Linked DNA regions of Homo sapiens: region 1 is linked to region 2. The links are chromatin contacts, found by Hi-C or POLR2A ChIA-PET in ENCODE. All regions are on one chromosome and are shown on one strand. The core of a region is the stretch at or near the end of the contact, and the rest is flanking DNA. Distances in the headings are between cores, read along the strand shown. Region 1 overlaps CARS2 (cysteinyl-tRNA synthetase 2, mitochondrial). Region 2 overlaps RAB20 (RAB20, member RAS oncogene family).

Region 1 (7,591 bases), core at 2,986-5,485, 150 kb after region 2:
ATTAAGAAACTCACTCAAAACCTCTCAACTACATGGAAACTGAACAACCTGCTCCTGAATGACTACTGGGTACATAATGAAATGAAGGCAGCAGTAAAGACGTTCTTTGAAACCAATAAGAACAAAGACACAACATACCAGAATCTCTGGGACACATTTAAAGCAGTGTGTAGAGGGAAATTTATAGCACTAAATGCCCACAAGAGAAAGCAGGAAAGATCTAAAACTAACACCCTAACATCACAATTAAAAGAACTAGAGAAGCAAGAGCAAACACATTCAAAAGCTAGCAGAAGGCAAGAAATAACTAAGATCAGAGCAGAACTGAAGGAGATAGAGACACAAAAAACCCTTCAAAAAATCAATGAATCCAGGAGCTGGTTTTTTGAAAAGATCAACAAAATTGATAGACCGCTAGCAAGACTAATAAAGAAGACAAGGGAGAAGAATCAAATAGACACAACAAAAAATGATAAAGGGGATATCACCACCGATCCCACAGAAATACAAACTACCATCAGAGAATACTATAAACACCTCTATGCAAATAAACTAGAAAATCTAGAAGAAATGGATAAATTCCTGGACACATACACCCTCCCAAGACTAAACCAGGAAGAAGTTGAGTCCCTGAATAGACCAATAACAGGCTCTGAAATTAAGGCAATAATTAATAGCCTACCAACCAGAAAAAGTCCAGGACCAGAAGGATTCACAGCCAAATTCTACCAGAGGTACAAGGAGGAGCTGGTACCATTCCTTCTGAAATTATTACAATCAACAGAAAACAAGGGAATCCTCCCTCATTTTAAGAGGCCAGCATCATCCTGATACCAAAACCTGGCAGAGACACAACAAAAAAGGAGAATTTTAGACCAATAGCCCTGATGAACATCGATGCAAAAATCCTCAATAAAATACTGGCAAACCGAATCCAGCAGCACATCAAAAAGCTTATCCACCACGATCAAGTGGGCTTCATCCCTGGGATGCAAGGCTGGTTCAACATACACAAATCAATAAACGTAATCCATCACATAAACAGAACCAAAGACAAAAACCACATGATTATCTCAATAGATGCAGAAAAGGCCTTTTGACAAAATTCAACAGCCCTTCATGCTAAAAAGTCTCAATAAACTAGGTATTGATGGGGCGTATCTCAAAATAATAAGAGCTATTTATGACAAACCCACAGCCAATATCATACTGAATGGGCAAAAACTGGAAGCATTCCCTTTGAAAACTGGCACAAGACAGGGATGCCCTCTCTCACCACTCCTATTTAACATAGTGTTGGAAGTTCTGGCCAGGGCAATCAGGCAGGAGAAAGAAATAAAGGGTATTCAATTAGGAAAAGAAGAAGTCAAATTGTCCCTGTTTGCAGATGACATGATTGTATATTTAGAAAACCCCATCATCTCAGCCCAAAATCTCCTTAAGCTGATAAGCAACTTCAGCAAAGTCTCAGGATACAAAATCAATGTGCAAAAATCACAAGCATTCCTGTACACCAATAACAGACAGGGAGCCAAATCATGAGTGAACTCCCATTCACAATTGCTTCAAAGAGAATAAAATACCTAGGAATCCAACTTACAAGGGATGTGAAGGACCTCTTCAAGGAGAACTACAAACCACTGCTCAATGAAATATAAGAGGACACAAACAAATGGAAGAACATTCCATGCTCATGGATAGGAAGAATCAATATCGTGAAAATGGCCATACTGCCCAAGGTAACTTATAGATTCAATGCCATCCCTATCAAGCTACCAATGACTTTTCTCACAGAATTGGAAAAAACTACTTTAAAGTTCATATGGTTTAAAGTTCAAAAAAGAGCCTGCACTGCCAAGACAATCCTAAGCCAAAAGAACAAAGCTGGAGGCATCATGCTACCTGACTTCAAACTATACTACAAGGCTACAGTAACCAAAACAGCATGGTACTGGTACCAAAACAGAGATATAGACCAATGGAACAGAACAGAGCCCTCAGAAATAATACCACACATCTACAACCATCTGATCTTGACAAACCTGACAAAAAAAGAAATGGGGAAAGGATTCCCTATTTAATAAACAATGCTGGGAAAACTAGCTAGCCATATGTAGAAAGCTGAAACTGGATCCCTATCCTTACACAAAATTAATTCAAGATGGATTAAAGACTGAAATGTTAGACCTAAAACCATAAAAACCCTAGAAGAAAACGCAGGCAATACCATTCAGGCCATAGGCATGGGCAAGGACTTCATGACTAAAACACCAAAAGCAATGGCAACAAAAGCCAGAATTGACAAATGGGATCTAATTAAACTAAAGAGCTTCTGCATAGCAAAAGAAACAACCATCAGAGTGAACAGGCAACCTACAGAATGGGAGAAAATTTTCACCATCTACCCATCTGACAAAGGGCTAATATCCAGAATCTACAAAGAACTTAAACAAATTTACAAGAAAAAATCAAACAACCCCATCAAAAAGTGGGCGAAGGATATGAACAGACACTTCTCAAAAGAAGACATTTATGCAGCCAACAGACACATGAAAAAATGCTCATCATCACTGGCCATCAGAGAAATGCAAATCAAAACCACAATGAAATACCATCTCACACCAGTTTGAATGGCAATCATTAAAACTCAGGAAACAACAGGTGCTGGAGAGGATGTGGAGAAATAGGAACACTTTTACACTGTTGGTGGGACTGTAAACTAGTTCAACCATTGTGCAAGACAGTGTGGCGATTCCTCAGGGATCTAGAACTAGAAATACCATTTGACCCAGCCATCCCATTACTGGATATATACCCAAAGGATTATAAATCATGCTGCTATAAAGACACATGCACACGTATGTTTATTGTGGCACTATTCACAATAGCAAAGACTTGGAACCAACCCAAATGTCCACCAATGATAGACTGGATTAAGAAAATGTGGCATATATACACCATGGAATACTATGTAGCCATAAAAAAGGATGAGTTCATGTCCTTTGTAGGCACATGGATGAAGCTGGAAACCATCATTCTGAGCAAACTATCACAAGGACAGAAAACCAAACACTGCATGTTCTCACTCATAGGTAGGAATTGAACAATGAGAACACTTGGACACAGGGTGGGGAACATCACACACCAGGGCCTGTCATGGGGTGGGGGAGTGGGGAGGGATAGCATTAGGAGATATACCTAACGTAGATGAGGAGTTAATGGGTGCAGCACACCAACATGGCACATGTATACAGATGTAACAAACCTGCACATTGTGCACATGTACCCTAGAAGTTAAAATATAATGAAAAAAAAAACCCATTTCTACAAATAGGAAACATACGCGTGGTTATTCACTAAGGAGATCTGTAACACTGAAACGCTAGGAACAGTCTAAACGCGCGGCTGGGTACCCTGCTGCCTGCAGAGGGTCAGGCCACACAAACCAGCACCACGGTAACAAACTAACCGTGGGCCAGGCGCAGTGGCTCACACCTGTAATCCCAGCACTTTGGGAGGCCAAGGCGGGCGGATTACCTGAGGTCAGGAGATCGAGACCAGCCTGACCAGCAGGGAGAAATCCCGTCTCTACTAAAAATACAAAATTAGCCGGGGTGGTGGCGCATGCCAGTAATCCCAGCTACTCAGGAGGATGAGGCAGGAGAATCGCTTGAACCTGGGAGGCGGAGGTTGCGGTGAGCCGAGATCGCACCATTGCACTCCAACCTGGGCAAGAAGAGTGAACCTCCGTCTCAAAACAAAAAAACAGGAACATGAAACTAACTGTGGCGAGCCCCATGGGCAGCTGTGCAGCACGGGGCACGGGCGGTATGCTGTCTTTCACACACCCCACCCAAGGTGCCCCTGGCTGTGGGCAGAGCCACAGGGTGTGGACACCTCAGGTGCGTCCAAGGGGACCAGGGAGAAGGCGGAGAAAGCTCTACTGAGAGGCAGAAACCAGGACAGAGAGGGTGTTTCCAGAGTAGGGGATGCCGCAGTGGGCCAGGAGAGCAGTGTCGTGTGACTGAGTGGGGGCGGCAGGCAGCTGCGGTCCCAGGCAGACAGTGGGAAGAGGAGCTTTGGTGACAGAGGACCCACATGAGGGTGGCTGGGGGACTCCAGGAAGATCTGGGAGGAGCTGGAGATTTCCGCCACAGAGCACCCTGGCATGCGAGTTGCCTGAGCTAGAAGAGCTGGCGGGAAGGCGGAGAGGGATTTGGGGGCTAGAGAAGTGCGAAGCGAGGAGGGATGTAGGTGCAAGCACTCTCCTCCAGGGCCCCAAGCACCAGCCACTACAGAGAAGGGTGAGGGAACAGGGCAGCTGCAAGTGTGAACCAAAAAGCAGCCTCTCCACTAAACAGAGGAAGTGCTGAGGTCAGGAAAGCTTGATGTGTCATGGGTTTCGTTCACCCCGTTCCATGGCCCGTCACACTCCGGCAAAAATCTCTTCCCAAAAAATCACCCATGGGCACACGTGCCAGGCTGCACCTGCTCCCATGCACATCCTCTGCTGCCCTGAGCAGGCACCAGGGGAACTTGAGCCCCAACCCCCAGGAAGCGGCAGGCACCTTACCTAGCGATGGCAGAGCACTCGATGTGCCAGCCCGGCCTCCCGGGTCCCCAGGGAGAGGCCCAGAACACCTCCTGGGGTTTGGCCGCCTTCCACAGGGCGAAGTCACTGGCATGACGCTTGTCAGAGTCCGCTGCAGATGACAAACGGTACATCAGTGGGAAGAAGCTCAGTCACCCCACCACGGATGCTCAGACATTCACCCCCACCACAGAAACCCAGACAGTCACCCCCACCATGGAAACACAGAAAATCACCCCAACATGGAAACCCAGACAGTCACCCCCACCACAGAGACCCAGTCACCCCCACCACGGAAACACAGAAAATCACCCCAACATGGAAACTCAGACAGTCACCCCCACCACGGGGACCCAGTCACCCCCACCACGGAAACACAGAAAATCACCCCACCATGGAAACCCAGACAGTCACCCTTACCACGGAAACCCAATCACCCCCACCATGGAAACACAATCACCCCACCACGGACACGCAGACAGTCACCCCACCACAGAAACTCAGTCACCCCCACCAGGGAGACCCAGACAATCACACCACAGAAACTCAGACAGCCACCCCGCCACGGAAACCCAGACAGTCACCCCCACCATGGAAACACAATCACCCCACCACGGACACGCAGACAGTCACCCCACCACAGAAACTCAGTCACCCCCACCAGGGAGACCCAGACAATCACACCACAGAAACTCAGACAGCCACCCCGCCACGGAAACCCAGACAGCCACCCCGCCACGGAAACCCAGACAGTCACCCCCACCATGGAAACACAATCACCCCACCACGGACACGCAGACAGTCACCCCTACCATGAAAGCCCAGACTGTCACCCCACCAGGGAAGCCCAGGCTGTCACCACCACCTCACCCCCACCACAGAAGCCCAGATAGTCACCCCCCACCACAGAAACTCAGCTGGTCACCCCCACCAGGGAAATCCAGCCGGCCACCCCGGTGGAAGCCCCTCCAGCCGCCAGTGGGCAGCACGCCCCAGGCTGTGTCTCTTCGAAGGAGCCTTGGCTTCTCGTTCACTCCTGTTTCACCCACGTGAGGGACAGGAGCACCGGCAACGCTTTCACCTCAGATGCACCAGCGCACAGGGAGAGCTGGGCGGCCGGGAACCCACAGAGGCTCATTTCTCAGGAATGTACTGTGGACCAGGTGGGGTTTTCCCATTTTTCCTTATTCTGTCTTACGAGAAATACTCTGCTTATCAGTAACTGAGTTTCAGGGTTGTTTTTTCCAAAAAGATACTAATCACACAGAGTGAAAGGCGCGTGATCGTGTCAGGTAACGCGGCTTATGGACCCGAGACTCTGAGCAAGGTGCCCATCACCGTGCGGTGAGGCTGCCAGTGGCGCATGCTCACCAAAACCTGCTGTCCCATCTGCCCAGGACAGGCACACCCCATGTGCACAACGTCCCAATATCACCCTTTCCACCCGGGAGCACTGACACAGGCGTCCATCACCTTTGATGAATTTAAAGAGTGCAGACACAGATACTTTTTCTGGGTCAGACTGGACAGGCTACGTTTTCATTACTAGTCACTTTACTAAGAATAACATCCTCTGGGCACCCAAGCAAACAGAACAATTCCTACATAGTGCATGGCAAACGAGAGCATCAATAACACCTTATGCCGAAGGAAAATACTTAAGGACAGAAAATGCGGCCAAGGACTGTATTTCCAGCCAAACTGACTTTGAAGTAGAAGGCAGCACACTGTCATCCACAGGCACAAATGCAGAGAATACTGTTCCCGAGAAAGGGCTCTTCCTTCAGAAACTGCTGGGGAATGAGCTTCAAAAACAACAGGGAAAAAGCGGACCTGGAGACGGTGGGAGGGGGGAAGAGTGGACGGGGCTACAGAAGGCAGCGCAGGCGGAGGCTGGGCACTCCAACATATGGACACGCGGGGCGGGGAGGAGGCACGTGCATGGGAACCTTCTAACCGTGGTCAAGCCTCGGGCAGGGCTGGTCCGTGATGGACTAAAGCAGGTGGATGCCCACTGGTCATCCGGTCACGCCCGTTGTCCTTACCACACATGTGAACAGACAGAGGGGTTAATGAAACCCCGTGGCCCTGAATTTGAGTATCAGTGTGACCTACGGAGCAGATGCGTTCATTACCTCAGTCTATGGGAGAGGCCAGGAAACAATGACAGACGGCAATGACAGATGGCAACAATGAGTATCCATGGTGCCCATGCTGTGTTCTCAAAACACCATTTCCCATTAAAAGTAAAATGGGAGCTGGGCGCGGTGGCTCACACCTAGAATCCCAGCACTTTGGGAGGCCGAGGCGGGCGGATCACCTGAGGTCAGGAGTTCGAGACCAGCCTGACCAATATGACGAAACCTCGTCTCTACTAAAAATACAAAAATCAGCCGGGTGTGGTGGCAGGTGCCTGTAATCCCAGCTACTGTGGAGGCTGAGGCAGGAGAATCGCTTGAGCTCGGGAGGCGGAGGTTACAGTGAGCCGAGATCGCGCCATTGCACTCCAGCCTGAACAACAAGAGTGACATTCTATCTCAAAAAAACAAAAGAAAAGAAAAGAAAGAAAGAAAGAAAGAGAGAGAAAGAAAGAAAGAAAGAAAGAAAGAGAGAGAGAGAGAGAGAGAGAGAGAGGGAGGGAGGGACACCGGGCGTGACCGGAGGGAGGGAGGGAGGGAGGGAGGGAGGGAGGGAAAGGGAAGAAAAGGGAAGAAAGAAAAGAGAAAAATGGGACTTCCAGGAGAAACAGCTTATTTTAAGATGAGCCAGGAATATCTTACCATATCAGATAGACAGCCACAAAACTATTAACTACAACAGGGCTGAGTGTAAGGGACTCGGGAGTAGCTGCTACCAGCAAAAGAGGGGGCACGCCGAGGCTCAATAAGGTGATGGCAGCAATGGGTTAAAACGGCATGTGCACTGAAGCCCACGAGCTCTCAGCAACGGAAGAACATGAACTGGTCACTGCCAGAGGAAAATATGGAAGCCAACTCCTTG
Region 2 (6,763 bases), core at 3,771-6,270:
CTCCACCAACCAGGGCTGGGAGGATCTGTGCCTTTGAAATCCTCCAAACACCTGGAGGCCACACCACGGCACTCCCACCAGGGTCTCTGGGGCCCGGGTCCCACTCTTCTTCCTTCTTCAGAGGTTTGTGGTCATTGCTCAGGAGGGACTCAGCCTGGTTAGAGTCTCCCAGGAGCACGGAGTGAAGGCCGAGCTCAGAGCCATTGCCCCTTCTCTCTGGAAGACAGGCACCATCTCCATGTCTCATGGGGTCTGTCTCATGGGCCTTGAGCAGCAGCTCACCTCTGCCGGAGGGATCCATGTGCTGGGAGCACCCGTGTGCTATGGGGATCCGTGTGCTAGGGGGACCCGTGTGCTGGAGGGACCCGTATACTAGGGAGATCTGTGTGCTGGGGGAGGGGGAACCCGTGTGCTGGTGGTATCCGTGTGCTGGGGGGATCCGTGTGCTGGGGGGGAGCCGTGTGCTGGAGGGACCTGTGTGCTGGAGGGACCTACGTGCTGGGGGGATCCATGTACTGGGGAGACCCGTGTGCTGGGGAGATCCGTGTGCTGGGGAGGGAAGCCGTGTGCCGGGGAGGGAACCCGTGTGCTGGGGAGAACCTGTGTGCTGGGGGGACCTATGTGCTGGGGGGATCCATGTGCTGGTGGTATCCATGTACTGGGGGAATCCACGTGCTGGGGAGAGAACCCGTGTGCTGGGGAGGGAACCCGTGTGCTGGGGAGAACCTGGGTGCTGGGGGGACCCATGTGCTGGCGGAACCCGTGTGCTGGGGAGGGAACCCGTGTGCTGGGGAGATCCGTGTGCTGGTGGGGGAGCCCGTGTGCTGGGGGTATCCATGTGCTGGGGGGGGCCCATGTACTGGGGGGCACCCGTGTGCTGGGGTGATCTATGTGCTGGGAACATTCATGTGAGGTTGTTTTCCTGGCACAGCAGGGCTGTTTAAACCAGGAAGTTGGGTCCAGAAATGGCAACGTCATACTCTTTAAGAAACTAGGCCTGGGAGCCTGGGGAAGGGGACATTCTGACTGACAGCACCCAGATTACCACATACCCAACCCCAGGACTCCCTGACACCACTGCCAGGCACGAGGCTTTAAGGGCACTAGGAAATACCTGGTTATGAGGTGTCATTGAGGAAAGGGTTCTCATCTGCATGGGGACATGGACAGCTGGAAAGTGCAGAAGGGAGCTCCAAGACCACACACAGCCATGAACCCTGGACCGTCACTTGCTCATCTCCTCCCTGGAGTGGCCGCTTTGTACAAAGGAAAGACGGATGCTCGAGGTCACGAGCTCAAACCCACACCCAGTGGGGAAATCTGCGCCAACAGCTGAGTTGCCCAACCGAGGGATTTCAAGCTTTCCAAGAACTGACGTGGTTTCTGGAAGGAAACAGAGGCCACATGAGATGAGGGTGGGGGAGTAGGACCCAAGACCAGGCTCCCCAGCGAGGAGCCAGGCTGGTATCCAAGGTCCACTTGGAATGCAGCCCAGGACACAGGGTGCCAGGGGGCCTGTGGCGGCACTGTCATTGAAACTGTCCCAATAGCTCAGCTCCAGGAAGGGCCGTGGAGAGTGCTCAGTGAGATGTGCTGAATTAATGAGCCCCTCATGCCCTTACAAAAGCACTTGTAAGGGCAGCTGGAAGTTGCTAGCATAGGAGAGACTGCAGCGCCGACTGCCCAGAGGAACTCATTTAAAAGGAGCCCACAGGGATGCTTATTTTTAGGACAACACATATAGGATGAAATGCTTAAACAGAGTTGATGGAGAATGTGCCACCCATGGGCACCATCCCCGGAGCACGCGGCCACTCGAGGAAACAAGCTGTTGGGTGCCCGGAGCAGATGGGAAATCGAATCCAAGACTGTTCAGGAAGAACGGGCCTCAGGCATTCATACAGCCCTCCCTGCCTTCAAGCACCAACTGCAAAAACAGTGCCATATGATACTTTCTCTCCCTTCACAGCCTTCAAAGAAAGACTCTGGCCAGGGCCAGAGCTCATGCTTATGATCCCCGCACTTTGGGAGGCTGAGGCAGGAGGATTGCGTGAGCCCAGGAGTTCCAGACCAGCCTGGGAAACACAGCAAGACCTCATCTCTACAAAAAATAAAAATAAAAAATTAGCTAGGCATACTGACACACCCCTGTAGTCCCAGCTACTCGGGTGACTGAGGTGGGTGGATCACTTGTGTTCAGGAGTTCGAGGCTGCAGTGAGTGAGCTGAGATTGTGCTACTGCACTCCAGCCTGGGCAACAGAGTGAGACTCTGTCTCAAAAAAAAAAAAAAAAAAGATTCCAAGGTCTCTTTGATTAGCCTATTTCCTAGATGGGTCACTAGCAAAGATACACATTATAGAAAATAAATATAACTTCTGTCCCTACAGTGGTATATTCAACCAAGTCAATAAAAAGTCACGAGTCAGGCTGATTTGCGTTCACTTCTCAATGGGCTGCTGTTGCGAAACTGAAGTTTTAAACTCCGAAACCACATCTCAGGGGAGCTGAGGACCTGCAATCGCAGGGGTTGCCTCAGTGCTTCCTCCTGGGGTTCAAGCTCCCTTCCTTGCCTGAAAGCACTCACTCCACAGGAGCGGAGAAGTTAGGCCTGCAGCAGCCCAGAAACCGGAGAGCACAGGCCTTCAGCAAATTATGAACAGCTCCCCAGAAAACAGAGCACCCTGTAATCCCAGCATGTTGGGAGGCTGAGTAGGGAGGATTGCTTGAGTTCAAGGGTTTGAGACCAGCCTGGGCAACATGGCAAAACCCCAACTCTACCAAAAAAAAAAAAATTATTGGGGCATGGTGGCACATGCCTGTAATCCCAGCATGTTGGGAGGCTGAGTCGGGAGGATTGCTTGAACCCGGAGGTACAGTCTGCAGTGAGCTAAGATCACGCCACTGCACTCCAACCTGGTGACAGAGCAAGACCCTATCACAAAAAAAAAAAAAAAAAAGAAAGAAAACAGCACTTATGAAACCCACTGCCCAGTGCCATCTGCCCCACATTGCCTCCCAACAAACAGCCCCGACCCCAGCCTGCTTTCGTTCAGTCACATTTCTGGGAAAACAAATCTGCTGTCTCCTGGCACCTCTGTCTGACATCTTCCAATAAAGCAGCCACCCCACGGCCAGCAGCAGCAGACCCGAAGGGGGTTTCTGACTCAGAGACCTGGGTGCTCAGATGCCCCAGACTTCAGCAGAACCAGAGCTTTAAGCTTTGCTACTATTATTGGAATTCAAGTCATCAAGAAAACTAGACAGATGGGCCAATCTAAATATTCTGCAATTGGTAAGGATTTCACAGAGCTTCCGCACAAAGAGAGACGTATCTCAAGTTCACAGCCATCTCCCCAGCGCCCCCCACCCTACCCCACAGAGAGTCCCTGGGACTGGGGGTGCAAATGAAGTCAGTTCAGTCTCAATACCTAAGTTGTTCCAAAAATCCTCTTTAATAATACATGTAGCCAACATTGCTGCAATCAGTATAAAAACAAAGTTATTCCTGATTTTGTATAAATGAACACGTCGAGAGTCAGGATTATAAAGCATCAAGATACAAGTACCAAGTGGGAGGACCAAAGACAACTCACAGTGAAGAGAAACGCTTGAGAACAAGAAATGTCAGAGTTGTAGGACGTGGTAACAACCCAGGGTGCTGAAACGGTCAGAGGTGCAGGTGCAGACGCAGGCTTCTGCCTCTGCAAGGGCAAGGGGGCCGTTGGTGGCTGGCTGCAAAGGACCAGTGCCAGGCAGCGGGGCAGAGAGCACCAGGGGTCTCGACTCTGCAGATTGGGCTTTGCAGAGGATTCCTGTTTCCCACCTCCCCACCCCTCTGACAGAGACTGAGGAGACCACACACGTTGACCTCCTCTTCATAGCCAGCCATCATTTCCACTCCAACATTCTGCTGCGGGTGTCATTCTGGAAAATAATTCCTTGCTGTTCCTTGCTCCTTTCAGATCACAGCTTGCCTGGTCAGACCCCTTCCCAACATGCACAGTCTGAGTCCAGGAGGCCCTCGAAAGTCAGGCACAACACCCAGATCTGGTCCTCTTGGGTGGCTTATGACTGGATATATCCACTGTGTGTGACGGCCTCTCAGCTCTCTGCTGTAAGATCATTGGCACCACCAGGTCAAAGAGGGTCTCAAACAGGAGGTCCACATTGTAGCCGGTCTTGGCGCTGGTCTCAAAGCACATTTGCTCAGCGGCCGGCACATCCTGCTCATCCAGCATCTTGTACTTGAGGATCTTTTTATAAAGGGCCACCGCATCCTCCAGCTGCACCTGCTTAGGTGCCCTTGGGGAGACACGGTCCCCAGCGTCCATATTGGGACTGCACTCTTCCTTCTCCTGGCCCGCCAAGGCCCCCTCCTCAGTGAGGTCCACTTTGTTCCCCACGATGGCAAAGAGGCAGTCTTTGCTGGCTGTGTCTGTCAGGCCCAGGAACCGGTCCTCCAGCTCCACCAGGCTCTGCCGGTGATTCACATCATAGGTGAGGATGATGGCGGCCGCCCCCCGGCAGTACATGGAGCCCAGGCCGTGGAACTGCTCCCGCCCTGGTGGGAAGAGAGGGACAGAAAGAGTGGTTATCTCTCATCTCAGAACATAGCCACCAGCCACACTGCAAGGGAACGTCCCACAGGGATGTTTATTTTTAGGGCAACACACACAGGATGAAATGCTTAAACATAGTTGATGGAGAATGTGCCACCCATGGGCACCATCCCCAAAGCAGGCAGCCCCTCGAGAAAACAAGCTGTTGGGTGCCCAGACTAGATGGGAAACAGAATCCAAGAATGTTCAGGAAGAACGGGCCTCAGGCATTCACACAGCCCTCCCTGCCTTCAAGCACCAACTCCAAAGGAGTCCTGGCCCCAGCCATGGCTGGAGATGGAAGGAATCAAGAACTGATGTCCAGAAAAAAGCAGCGACTGCCAAGGCCCTTGCTGAGATAGAAGCTGACTCGGGAATGCAGACTCCGGAAGCAAAGTGTGCCCATGTCCCTTCACCCTCCTCCTTTACACCCCCTGGGTGCTCCCAGCTGCCCTGTGCTGCCCTGCCCAGGAAGTGCTGCGGGGAGGGCTTCTGAGTTCATAACAGCAGTTGTAAACCACACCTGCCCTTATCTGCCCAGAATCACACAGCACCCTGCGGTGCTCACGATATTTTTAGGACACAGTGGACATCTCCCCTCCCACGCTGGAATCGGAATCCCTGAGGAGCCAGGCCCCAGCATTCGCACTTCTTGTGGGTGCCGCAGCCCCGCCTGCCCTCCAGGTTTAAAACAGACAGAGGTGCGGGCAATTGCAGGCAAGCCGGGAACCTGCTCCCAAAACATTTCCAGGTTGAGATCAAACCCTCGGGACACAGCTCAACGTCAACACATTGGCTACTGACAAGGTGCTGTCTGTCACTGGGTCTGGCGGGGAACAGGGCCAGCTGGCATGCACCCCTGCAGTGCCTGGAGTGTGGGCATCTGCTCTCCCCGTGCCCCCAGCACTTCAGCCTCACGAGGTCGATGTGGGCACACACACTTTCCATGAGGAAACTGAAGTGTGGGGGAGTCAGGCATAGCAGCGCTAGAGGGAGGCTGGGCCAGGGCACTGGAACACCCGCCACCGTCCTACATTTAAACGCAGAGACCCCCGAACTGATGGCTAAAAAGGAAGATTAAAAGGTCCCCAGCTCTGTGTACTTTTACAATGCAGTCATCTAATCAAATCAACCCGGGTCAGAATACACTCCCCACAGGTAACACCTGCACATCCGTACTGTTCTGTTCCCAACGTCTGCCCCAGGACCACCTTTCTATCCCACCAACAGTGCACAGATCCCCAAGGGGGCCCGCTCACCTCCCCACCAGCAGGCGGCTCCCTGCCAGTCCACTCAAGGGCTACCTAGGAACTTTCTGGCAGAATTCTGAACCCCTGTCTGTAGCACAAGCTTTCTGCATACTCAGATGTGGAGGACAGACTCCCACAAGGGGAGCAGATCTGGCCAAGGCAGGTGTTCCTGGGACAGGTGCAGTGCACGCAGCAGGTGAGAGCCCCCAGCAGGGAGGGCCGAGCCGAGCACGCCTGCTGGTATGTCCTCCCAGCCTTGGCGTGCTTTTCATCGTTGGACACATCTGCCGCACTGGGGGGACGAGCTCTCAGGAAGCAGCTGTGGGAGAGGCAGCAGCATGCACCTTGGCCCCCACCTGCCTCTCGAGGACCGAGCAGGCTGTGCATGGCATGGGCCCTCCCTGCTGGCAGGAAGGGGCTTCACAGACGCTCCTGGTGATGCATTTGTTTCAATCACCAACAAGCAAACCCCAAGTGAGATCTTCCAACCACAAAGCACCTGCTCCCAACCACACCTGCCGGGGGCACGCTTTCGAAGAGGAATGAGACTGAGACCTGTGCTCAGACGCCATCCCAAGGAGCCTCTGCAGACAGGCCTGGAAGCTCCCATAGCACCTGCTGCAGGCCAGCTCATCCCCTCCTCCCTGGGGCATGTGTGGCCTCCCGGGCCATGCCCTTAGGCCAAGAGGAGGGAGAGCTGGGAACGACTGACAGCACTGGCCTCCACTCTCGAGCTCAGAACGCCAAGGTCAAGTGCCTCTGAACAAGGATGAGGCTGCTGGGGCACTGGCGCAGAGAGAGGTGGCACCCAGGGAGTGTCCAGGCCCCATTCCAATCCCTCGCCTGGGAGAAGTAAGCCTGGTTCTGATTTTTTAAAAAGAAGCTAACAATGTGGATTTTAATCTCCCAAGTTT

Evidence for each region. Hi-C counts contacts between places; a loop is a spot of excess contacts on that map. ChIA-PET counts read pairs that join two places held with the same protein, here RNA polymerase II (POLR2A). Pooled maps may share reads with other maps.
Region 1: a map with no recorded cell type shows a loop between it and region 2 (10-fold over the local background). The contact joins two enhancer-like sites. A Hi-C loop is called at or near these places in 3 of 37 single-sample maps with no recorded cell type and 2 of 50 pooled maps. POLR2A ChIA-PET finds 5 or more read pairs at or near these places in 1 of 52 experiments (activated CD8-positive, alpha-beta memory T cell).

Annotation. Positions count from the first base shown.
Region 1 is chr13:110,672,401-110,679,991 of GRCh38, forward strand. It overlaps CARS2 (cysteinyl-tRNA synthetase 2, mitochondrial), which reads right to left. Exons shown (of 15, transcript NM_024537.4): 7 at 4,574-4,703. Among named protein-coding and RNA genes, the nearest start is that of CARS2, 30 kb to the right of the region's middle. RefSeq lists an enhancer at 3,652-4,271. Within about 2 kb of position 4,236, at least 7 of the 41 ENCODE cell types and tissues checked have a DNase peak (open chromatin) inside an H3K27ac peak, as active enhancers do.
Region 2 is chr13:110,519,636-110,526,398 of GRCh38, forward strand. RAB20 (RAB20, member RAS oncogene family) reads right to left here. Exons shown (of 2, transcript NM_017817.3): 2 at 3,431-4,562. The coding sequence ends at 4,030. Among named protein-coding and RNA genes, the nearest start is that of COL4A2-AS1, 15 kb to the left of the region's middle. RefSeq lists enhancers at 2,221-2,300, 4,993-5,132, 6,077-6,126, 6,577-6,646. Within about 2 kb of position 5,021, at least 22 of the 41 ENCODE cell types and tissues checked have a DNase peak (open chromatin) inside an H3K27ac peak, as active enhancers do.